3 separate regions of the Homo sapiens genome follow, and all the other regions are linked to region 1. A link is a contact called in ENCODE Hi-C or POLR2A ChIA-PET data. All regions are on one chromosome and are shown on one strand. Each heading gives the region's core, a stretch centred on a gene start or an enhancer-like site at or near the end of the contact. The rest is flanking DNA. Distances are from core to core; before and after follow the strand shown.

What was found. Hi-C counts contacts between places; a loop is a spot of excess contacts on that map. ChIA-PET counts read pairs that join two places held with the same protein, here RNA polymerase II (POLR2A). Pooled maps may share reads with other maps.
Region 2: a loop to region 1 is called in a map of CD8-positive, alpha-beta T cell, with 14 times the contacts of the local background. The contact joins the promoter of DNAJB5-DT here to the promoter of CLTA in region 1. A Hi-C loop is called at or near these places in 2 of 168 maps with a recorded cell type or tissue (CD8-positive, alpha-beta T cell and gastrocnemius medialis), 1 of 37 single-sample maps with no recorded cell type and 8 of 50 pooled maps. POLR2A ChIA-PET finds 5 or more read pairs at or near these places in 1 of 52 experiments (T-cell).
Region 3: a loop to region 1 is called in a pooled map, with 16 times the contacts of the local background. The contact joins the promoter of VCP here to the promoter of CLTA in region 1. A Hi-C loop is called at or near these places in 1 of 37 single-sample maps with no recorded cell type and 10 of 50 pooled maps. POLR2A ChIA-PET finds 5 or more read pairs at or near these places in 1 of 52 experiments (B cell).

Annotation. Positions count from the first base shown.
Region 1 is chr9:36,189,617-36,192,189 of GRCh38, reverse strand. It overlaps CLTA (clathrin light chain A), which reads right to left and starts at 1,269. Exons shown (of 5, transcript NM_001833.4): 1 at 917-1,269. The coding sequence starts at 1,133. RefSeq lists enhancers at 1,074-1,293, 1,009-1,634.
Region 2 is chr9:34,988,111-34,990,683 of GRCh38, reverse strand. DNAJB5-DT (DNAJB5 divergent transcript) reads left to right here and starts at 1,305. Exons shown (of 2, transcript NR_109756.1): 1 at 1,305-1,525. It overlaps DNAJB5 (DnaJ heat shock protein family (Hsp40) member B5), which reads right to left and starts at 939. Exons shown (of 5, transcript NM_001349723.3): 1 at 853-939; 2 at 1-185. The coding sequence starts at 53. RefSeq lists enhancers at 1-754, 1,309-1,518 and silencers at 1,036-1,184, 699-1,198.
Region 3 is chr9:35,071,346-35,073,918 of GRCh38, reverse strand. It overlaps VCP (valosin containing protein), which reads left to right and starts at 1,294. Exons shown (of 17, transcript NM_007126.5): 1 at 1,294-1,582. The coding sequence starts at 1,566. It overlaps FANCG (FA complementation group G), which reads left to right. Exons shown (of 14, transcript NM_004629.2): 14 at 1-80. RefSeq lists enhancers at 727-776, 797-936, 1,137-1,186 and a silencer at 1,587-2,216.

The DNA of each region.
Region 1 (2,573 bases), core at 20-2,519:
CTCCCTTAGTTGGAATTTTTTAAGTGAATGAAAAGCCGTATTTCATTTCTTCTAGCTAAATTTCCTACTTCTTTGTATTATTAAGTAGGTCTTTTCCACTCATGATCCTAAGCATCACACACAGGTTAAGGCATCCAAAGGTCAAACTGCCATCCTACCTGCCCCATTTTTACTTGAGTTTGGCTGAGAACATTCTCTATTCACCTCTTCATCCCTCCCTGATTGGTTTAGGCTAATCTTGGGTTCTGCTTAGGCAATATTGCCTACCAAAGCTGTTCCCAGAGGAAGAGCTCCAGAAGTCCTAGCTGTAAATCAATCGCTCAACGATAGCAAACTCCTACCGCGCTTGGCAGTTCTTTCTCCAGACCTAGATCATCTTTCGAGTTCCCTACTCCCTCCTTCCTCCTCGTAATCCAACACTCTGTACACCTTAAGTGCTTAAATGCTGAACTGCATTGCTACTTTTGTTTGTATCTCTCAAAAACGATATTTCCATTCTTATTTTTTTCCGCCCTCCTTTTCTAATAACGAGTTCTGTGCTCGGCTCAGACTTATAAGCTTATAAGTCTGGAAAAACTGCGCCAATGCGGTTGCTTCAGAGACCGGACTAAAGGCACAGCAAATGCTTAATGAAAAGTTGCTGAATTGAACGGGCTTCTTCCGGCTCCGGAGCCTGCCACCCTACACTTGCTTTCTCGCTCCGCCCGCGCCCAGAAGCACTCAAACATGCTGAGAACCGAACAGGCTTCTCGAGCCTAGGTTTCTGAAAGACCGGGCCAGGGTCTCGTTTCCTGTTTGCACTGCTCCCTAACCTCCTAATTCAGCAAGGAGCACGAGTCACACAGAAGCTCTCGGACCCACTGTGGACCGAGTTTCCAGACAAGTCCTCTCGCCCCAAACGCGCCCGCACTCTCACCCGGACCCCCCGGCGGCTCGCCGTGCGGCTGGGGCCCGGGGGCGCCGCCGTCCAGGATGGCGAAGGCCTCGTCGTTCTCGATGCCCGCAATCTCGCTCTCTTGCTGCGCCAAGAAGGCCGCAGCCGGGTCTTCTTCGCCGGCGCCGGCCACTCCGTTCCCCAGCGCGGGACCGCCAGGGGCGCCGGCAGGGGCGCCGAACGGATCCAGCTCAGCCATGGCGGGCAACTGAACGGCACGGACACCAACGGTGAGACAAAAACCAACCGACCCACCGACACCACGCCCGGCAGCCACCGCTGTGGTGCCGACTGGGAGAGGAGGACAAGCGCCAGGAGGGAGACGGGTAAAGCGGAAGCCCTACCCGTGTATCCGGTCGGTCTAGGCGGTGTTGCAGAGCCGAAAAGGGAACAACCAATCAGAGGACAACAATGGTTCAGGAGCTACCCAATCAGCAAGTGGAGGGGCGGTCCCCCTAAAACAACTCGTGACTGGGGTAGGGCGGGAGGTGAGGGAGGTGAGCTGCGCGGGCCCCGGGAGGCGGAAGTGCTGCCTGATAGGGAGCGTCCTACCCACCCCGTCTGCTGGAGCTGGACTGACCAGGGACGGCCACCCCTGAGGGGACTCTAGTGCTGCACTGGGAGGTGAGGTGAAGTTAGGGCAGCGACGATTGGCCGATTACTGAAGAGGCATGCCACTTAGGCTTTCTGAACCTCAGTTTCCTCATTCGTAAAATAGAAACAAGAATCCTGCTCTTGCGCCCCCTCCCGGGATTATTAGAAGATTGAATCCTAAAAAAAAAGAAGAAGAAGATTGAATCCTTTTATGGATTTGAGGGTCCCTGGCTTTATAAATTTAAAATATTTAATTCTTTCAGCCAGCCTGGATTATTTGCTCCCTTAGAGCCCATAGATTTACTGTAATTGATTCAGTCCACTCCGATTTTTCTCGCCCATAAGTATTTTTATTTAAAAATGAATATATCTTATCTTCTTCAACGAAGCACTTTTGCAGCCATTACGTCTTTTCGGAGCTAGACAGAAGTTACTAAACCTGGAAAATTCCTTAAGGATCACTTGCTTCAAAGGGAGACACGGTGGCCCTGCTGTTCAAGGAGCGTCAGTGACCCAGAGAGTCAGTGACCAAGAGGAAACGCCTGTCTCCTGGGGACTTCCAAGATACTAGCTACAGTCTCTTATATTTACACCTTTCCTCCCTAAGGACAGCAGGAAAAAGAAAGTTCCGTGTTTCTTTTTAAATCAGGGAGATGTTAATAGCTACATGGCTCATTTTGTCTACACCACAGAAATAACAGTGGTTCCAGTTAATCATGCTCATGTTGAGGGGGAGTGCTTATGCAGGGGCCACCAGAAGACCCCTCTCCTTCACTACCACCACCACCACCCTAAGAAATGAAAAGCCAAAAAAAGAAACCAAAAAACCAGAGGTCAACAAGAAGCTTCCAGAGGTAGTCAGCAGGGGACAAGAAAGTGTTTTTATAAAAAACGCACATATCTTTGATGACAAAAAAAAAGGGATAGCTATGAAGGAAAAATGAAGCAAATAAAAATTATTTAAAGCATATATTTACTTAAAGCATAATTTTAAAGTCATTTAAAGTATGAACCATAGGAAAGTGTTGAAGAAAAACATTTAAGA
Region 2 (2,573 bases), core at 56-2,555, 1.2 Mb after region 1:
TGCAGTGGGGGTGCTGCTGGGGGTGGGCAGGAGAGCACTGTGCGCTTAAACATGCCCAGCCAAGCCCCTCACCTCTGATCGCTCCACCGGAGCCGGCCTGAAGTGCTGCAGCTCTGGAAGCCACCTCCTTGGACTCTCAGAGGCGCGTGCCCAGCAAGGCCTGTCTGGCGCAGCAGGTGCCGGACCTGATCCCCAAATGTGGAGAGTGAAGGGAGAAGACCCGCGGCCACCTGCTCTCAGGTGCAGCAGTGTCTGGCTGGCTGTGAGCGGCTGTATGGCAGCGTGTCAGTGAGGCTGGGAGTGCAAGCGTGTGTTTGTGAGTGGCAGCGTGTATACCTGTGACAGGTGTGATTGTGAGGGCCCGAGAGGCAGTGAGCTCCTGTCGCCTCTCACTGGGGAGGACCCGACCCCAATCCCCAAGAACCTACTCAATGAAGTCACTGACGGGAGTCTCCTCCCTCGCAGATGGGCGGGGCAGAGCGGAGCTCGGCCGGGACAAAAGGCGCGGCGAGGAGAGGAGGGGAGGGGGCTCGGGCGGGGGAGGGTGGTCGGTGATGTCACCCGCGCTGGCTGGCTGGTCTGCTCACAGATGCCTCCGCCCCACAGAACCCAATCTGGTCCGGTCCGACTCGACCCTCCCCTCCCCTCCCCTCCCCGACTCAGACGCTGGCTGCCCCCTGTGACAGCCAAGCCCTGGTCTAGGACTCCGAGCACCCTGCAGACCCCGGGGCCCCGCATCCCCAAGGCAGCAGAGCCTACGGGCCCTCAGTGTCCCAACCCCCCAACACCAGGAGCCCTGGCTTCACGACGCCCCGCTCCCGGGACCCCCGAGTCCTGGCTTGGCGCCCTCACCGGTGAGGAGCTGCGGGCGCCGCCGTGGTCCGTGAGACAGCCGCTGCCCCCTCCCCCGGCTCCGGCTCCGCCGCCTCCACCCGGGACAGGAGTCGCCTGCCCGCCGGCCGCCGATAGCGGGACCGGGAGCCCGCCCCCACGGCTCCGCCTCCGCGCCGCCCATTGAACCGTCTTCCTGTCACTCAGCTCAGCCTCCACTGTGATTGGGCAGTTTTCAACAAGCGGCTTGGTGATAGCCGCCCATCCTCCGCCCCTGTCACCCGGCCACACGCGCACACATTCCAGGCAGTGATTGGTGTGGATCTGATTGGCGCCCTCTGGGATCACTCAACCACGCCTCTTTGCCATCTTGTCGTGCCATTGGTGAAAAAGACAGAGGGCGGCAACCTCGCTCGCCCTTTGATTTTATTGGTTCGTGCCTGAGACTCAGACCCGAGCCCGGGGGCAAACTATATTAGTCCAATCTCCGGGTTGAGAAGGTGGGACGTACTGGCCACTGCTCGAATCCCAGGAGAACCTTCTGGAACCCTTGCGACGTCAAAGGCAGCCTTAAAGGAAAACTGTACCCACCAGTTGGCCGTGCGGCCGTGCATTCTTTCCTTTCTTCATTGGGGGGCAAGAGGGAGAGAACAGTGCACTCTGGGAGGTGTAGTCCCTGGACCGGGGCCAAAAGGTCAGCACTTCTTACTCGCCTTTCAGCCAACGGTGTAACCACCTCAAGCTGACCTCATTTAGCTTTACCTTATCCTGACCCCGCGGTGGCCTGATGTGACCTAACGGAATCTCTAACAGACCCCACGGATGCCGGGTTTCAGAGCCCCCCGGACCTCTCCCCCGAGGGAAACGGATGGCTCTGCCCAGGCCGGTGCCTCCAGGAATCTCCCCCGCCCACCCTCTGTACAGCCCCTCATCCTCGCGCCCCTCTTCAGCGACCCCGCGGTCTCCATTTCAGTCCCTCTTCTAATCAGTCTCTCATCCTGCTTCCCCCTGGAGTGCCTGTGTTTTAGCCCTTTCCTTCTTGGCCCTAGATGATCTCCTGTCTTCCTTCCCGCAGTGATCCCTTTTGTCTTATTCTTGGTTCTTTCTTTACACCCCGATCTCCTATCCTAGCTCTCCCCTTTCATCTTTCATCTCACTCCCCAAGATCCCCTTCCTTAACACCCTCAGAATCTCTAGTCTCCCCCACCCCCCATTAAGTCATTAGATCTCAGCCCCAGTGTCCCCGATGCAGGGAGCAGGCGGGGCTGCGGAGGCGGTCGCCAGCGGAAGCCGCCACTCCAGCAGACACGGTGCCTGGCGCCCACGTCACTGTCTCCCAGGCCCATCTGTGCTCGAGGGAGCGGGGGTGGGGAGGGAGTAATTTGGGGGTGAAGTGGGGGAGGGGAGTGCTGGGGGGTTGATGATGATAGAAGGGTCAGGCCGGAAGCTCCCCTTTACTTCTTTCTTTCCTATTTTCCAGAGACAGAGTTTGGACACCCATGAGGTCTTGCTAGAAACTGCAGCTTGAGTACCTGGGCCAAGAGCAGAGCAAGGCGGGGGGGGGGTGCCAGGGTCCTGGAGTCATGTCTGTAGATTCTTCACTACCTACCTTCATGCCAGGAGTCACTATGGGGCTCCCAAGGGTAAAGGGGCATGAGGTGTGAAGGAAGAAAGAGACTTGGGGTGAAAGGAGGATGGAAAGGAAGTGGGGTTGGGGGCCAGGAGGGGAGCAGAGATGGGTG
Region 3 (2,573 bases), core at 45-2,544, 1.1 Mb after region 1:
ACCACCAAGTCATTGACTTTGCTCGAGGCACCTTTTTTCCTGTTTCTCCTTTTCTGTTGTCGAGTAAAATTTCATATTTATCTCGTCTGCCTACTACATATACTTGCGTGGGAAGGCTTGTGACCGTCTAGTTGAGTGCTAGTTGTCTATGATGCCCTTTCCTGACATCGTCTACCTTATGAACTTGAAGTCTGGGTATGAGGAAAGGGCTACAGGAATCCTCACTTTGGAGGCAGTGGCTTTAGTCCTTCACATTGCCTGAATGCAGAGCCCCAAAGCCCAGGACAGTGACAATGAGTGGAGTTGGGTCTGAAGGGTGGTCTAGATAGGCCTCTCAGGACAAGGGCAGGTACCTGTTACTTAGAGACAGGCAGGTTTCTCTCAGAGTAACTCTTCACTCCCTTCCTAATTCCAAATTCTAGAAATTCGACTCGTCTTAGTCAAATGTGTCTGTGTGGGTACAGGGTGAAAGGTGAATTGAGTCAGCATATCACCAACAGCTGCCTGTTGACTACTAACAGGGACCCCTGTTATTTGGGGCCCAAGGATTTTCAAGTCCCAGCATATGCAGTTTTCTTGCTAATTTGGGTTCTACTGAATTGGCTGTGTGTTCTGTGGTTGCCCTTTGACTTCTCTGGATTTGAGTGCCTTATTATAAGGTATTAATATTAATGACGGGAGGAAGAAAGGCACAAGCGCTGAGAAACTGCAAAGGCTGTGGGATTGGGGTTACCAGAGGGTGCAGTGACAATGGGGTAGGAGTGGGGTGCTAGTCAGAAAGTTCAGAGTAGGGGTGGTTGGAGGCAGCGTTGAGAAGGAGCAAGAAGTGTCAGGGTGGTGATGGCGTCTTAGAAGATCTCCAGGTTTTGGGAGAAGATGGGTGTATGGGTTACCACAATAGGACTAGACTAATACAAGGGTTCAGTCTATTGTGCCACGTTCTTCCAGGAGGATAAACTCCGGAGCCAATGAACTGGAGCCAAGTGGGAGAGTCCGCCTCTAAGGGATTAAAGGGTCTCCTTTCACTAATCGATCTCGCCCTATTCCTTTCGTTGATTGGCTGAGAATTCCAATCCGTCGAGGAAGCGTAGCGTTGCGGCCAATTGACGTGGCGTTACTAGGCGTGTCGCATCACTGAGGCGGGAGCCAGGCCGCAAGCGAATTTCCTGATTGGCTGTGATCTGCGGGTTGCTGGGGAGAGGCGCGGAGAGGCGGGCGAGAGTCCGCAGGGCAGGCGCTGATTGGCTGAGGTGGGAGCAGCTTCCCTTCCGATGATTCGGCTCTTCTCGGCTCAGTCTCAGCGAAGCGTCTGCGACCGTCGTTTGAGTCGTCGCTGCCGCTGCCGCTGCCACTGCCACTGCCACCTCGCGGATCAGGAGCCAGCGTTGTTCGCCCGACGCCTCGCTGCCGGTGGGAGGAAGCGAGAGGGAAGCCGCTTGCGGGTTTGTCGCCGCTGCTCGCCCACCGCCTGGAAGAGCCGAGCCCCGGCCCAGTCGGTCGCTTGCCACCGCTCGTAGCCGTTACCCGCGGGCCGCCACAGCCGCCGGCCGGGAGAGGCGCGCGCCATGGCTTCTGGAGCCGAGTGAGTGTGCGCGCGCCGTTCGCTTGCTGCGGCGGCGCGCACCGGGACCAGCCGCGCAGGGTAGGCCCGGCGGGGCCTGGCCGTGGGCGCGTCAGAGAGGTGGAGACCAGGAAAGAGGGAAGGGAAGCTAGGGGGCGAGTGAGGGGCCGTGGACCCGGCAGGCCCGGCTGGGGCCAGCTGCGCACCCGCGCGCCCCCTAGGCGGGGCTTGCGTTGGGTCCGGGTCGGAGCCTGGGCCGGATCGTGCTGTGTCATGCAGGCCCCGGCCCGCCCGATTGGCTCCCTTAGAACGGACGTCTGGGCCTGGCCAGGTCTTCCGGCCCACTCCGCCGGCGCGGCGCCCCGGGGCTTTGGGGCGCCAGTCTGCCGTCCGGCCTACCACCCGCCGAAAGCCTTTGGTCCCCGGAGAGAGCAGGCCCCGCGAGCCCGAGGCCCCAGCCGGGCCCGGTGGGCGTGGACTTTGCGCCATGTGAAGGCCTCAGGAGCTCTGCCACCGAGGCGGAGCCCGGGGTCGGGGAAGGCCCGCCGAGCTCAGGGAAGCTCACAGCCGCCTTTTTGGAGCCGGGTCGGCGGGGCCGGAGGTGGGCATCCTCTGTGTGTGACCTGAGTCGTGAAGGACTGTTAGGGAGAGGGCGAGCCCTACCTTTCGCTTCTGGTCTTCTTACTTTAGGCCTGTTGTTCATACTAGAAAGTTTGAGCCAGTTTTCCTTAATGTTATGACTCGTGGGTGGGGAGAAAGGAATTTTTCTTTAACATTTTAGGTTCTTGCTAAAGTTGGAATCTCAGTTCGTGTTTTGTGCGCCTTTCCAGATTTCCAGGTTTCGTGGTGTGCAGTTTAGAGTTGCACTAACTCTTCAAAAACACAAACGTGCGCGCACTCCTTTCCCCAACCAGCTATATTGAGAAATTACCCGGGCTCTGGGGCTTTCTGACCCCACCTCCATCCTTAGGAAAGCGTTAGATAAAACTTGGCTACCTCAGCCCATTCAATT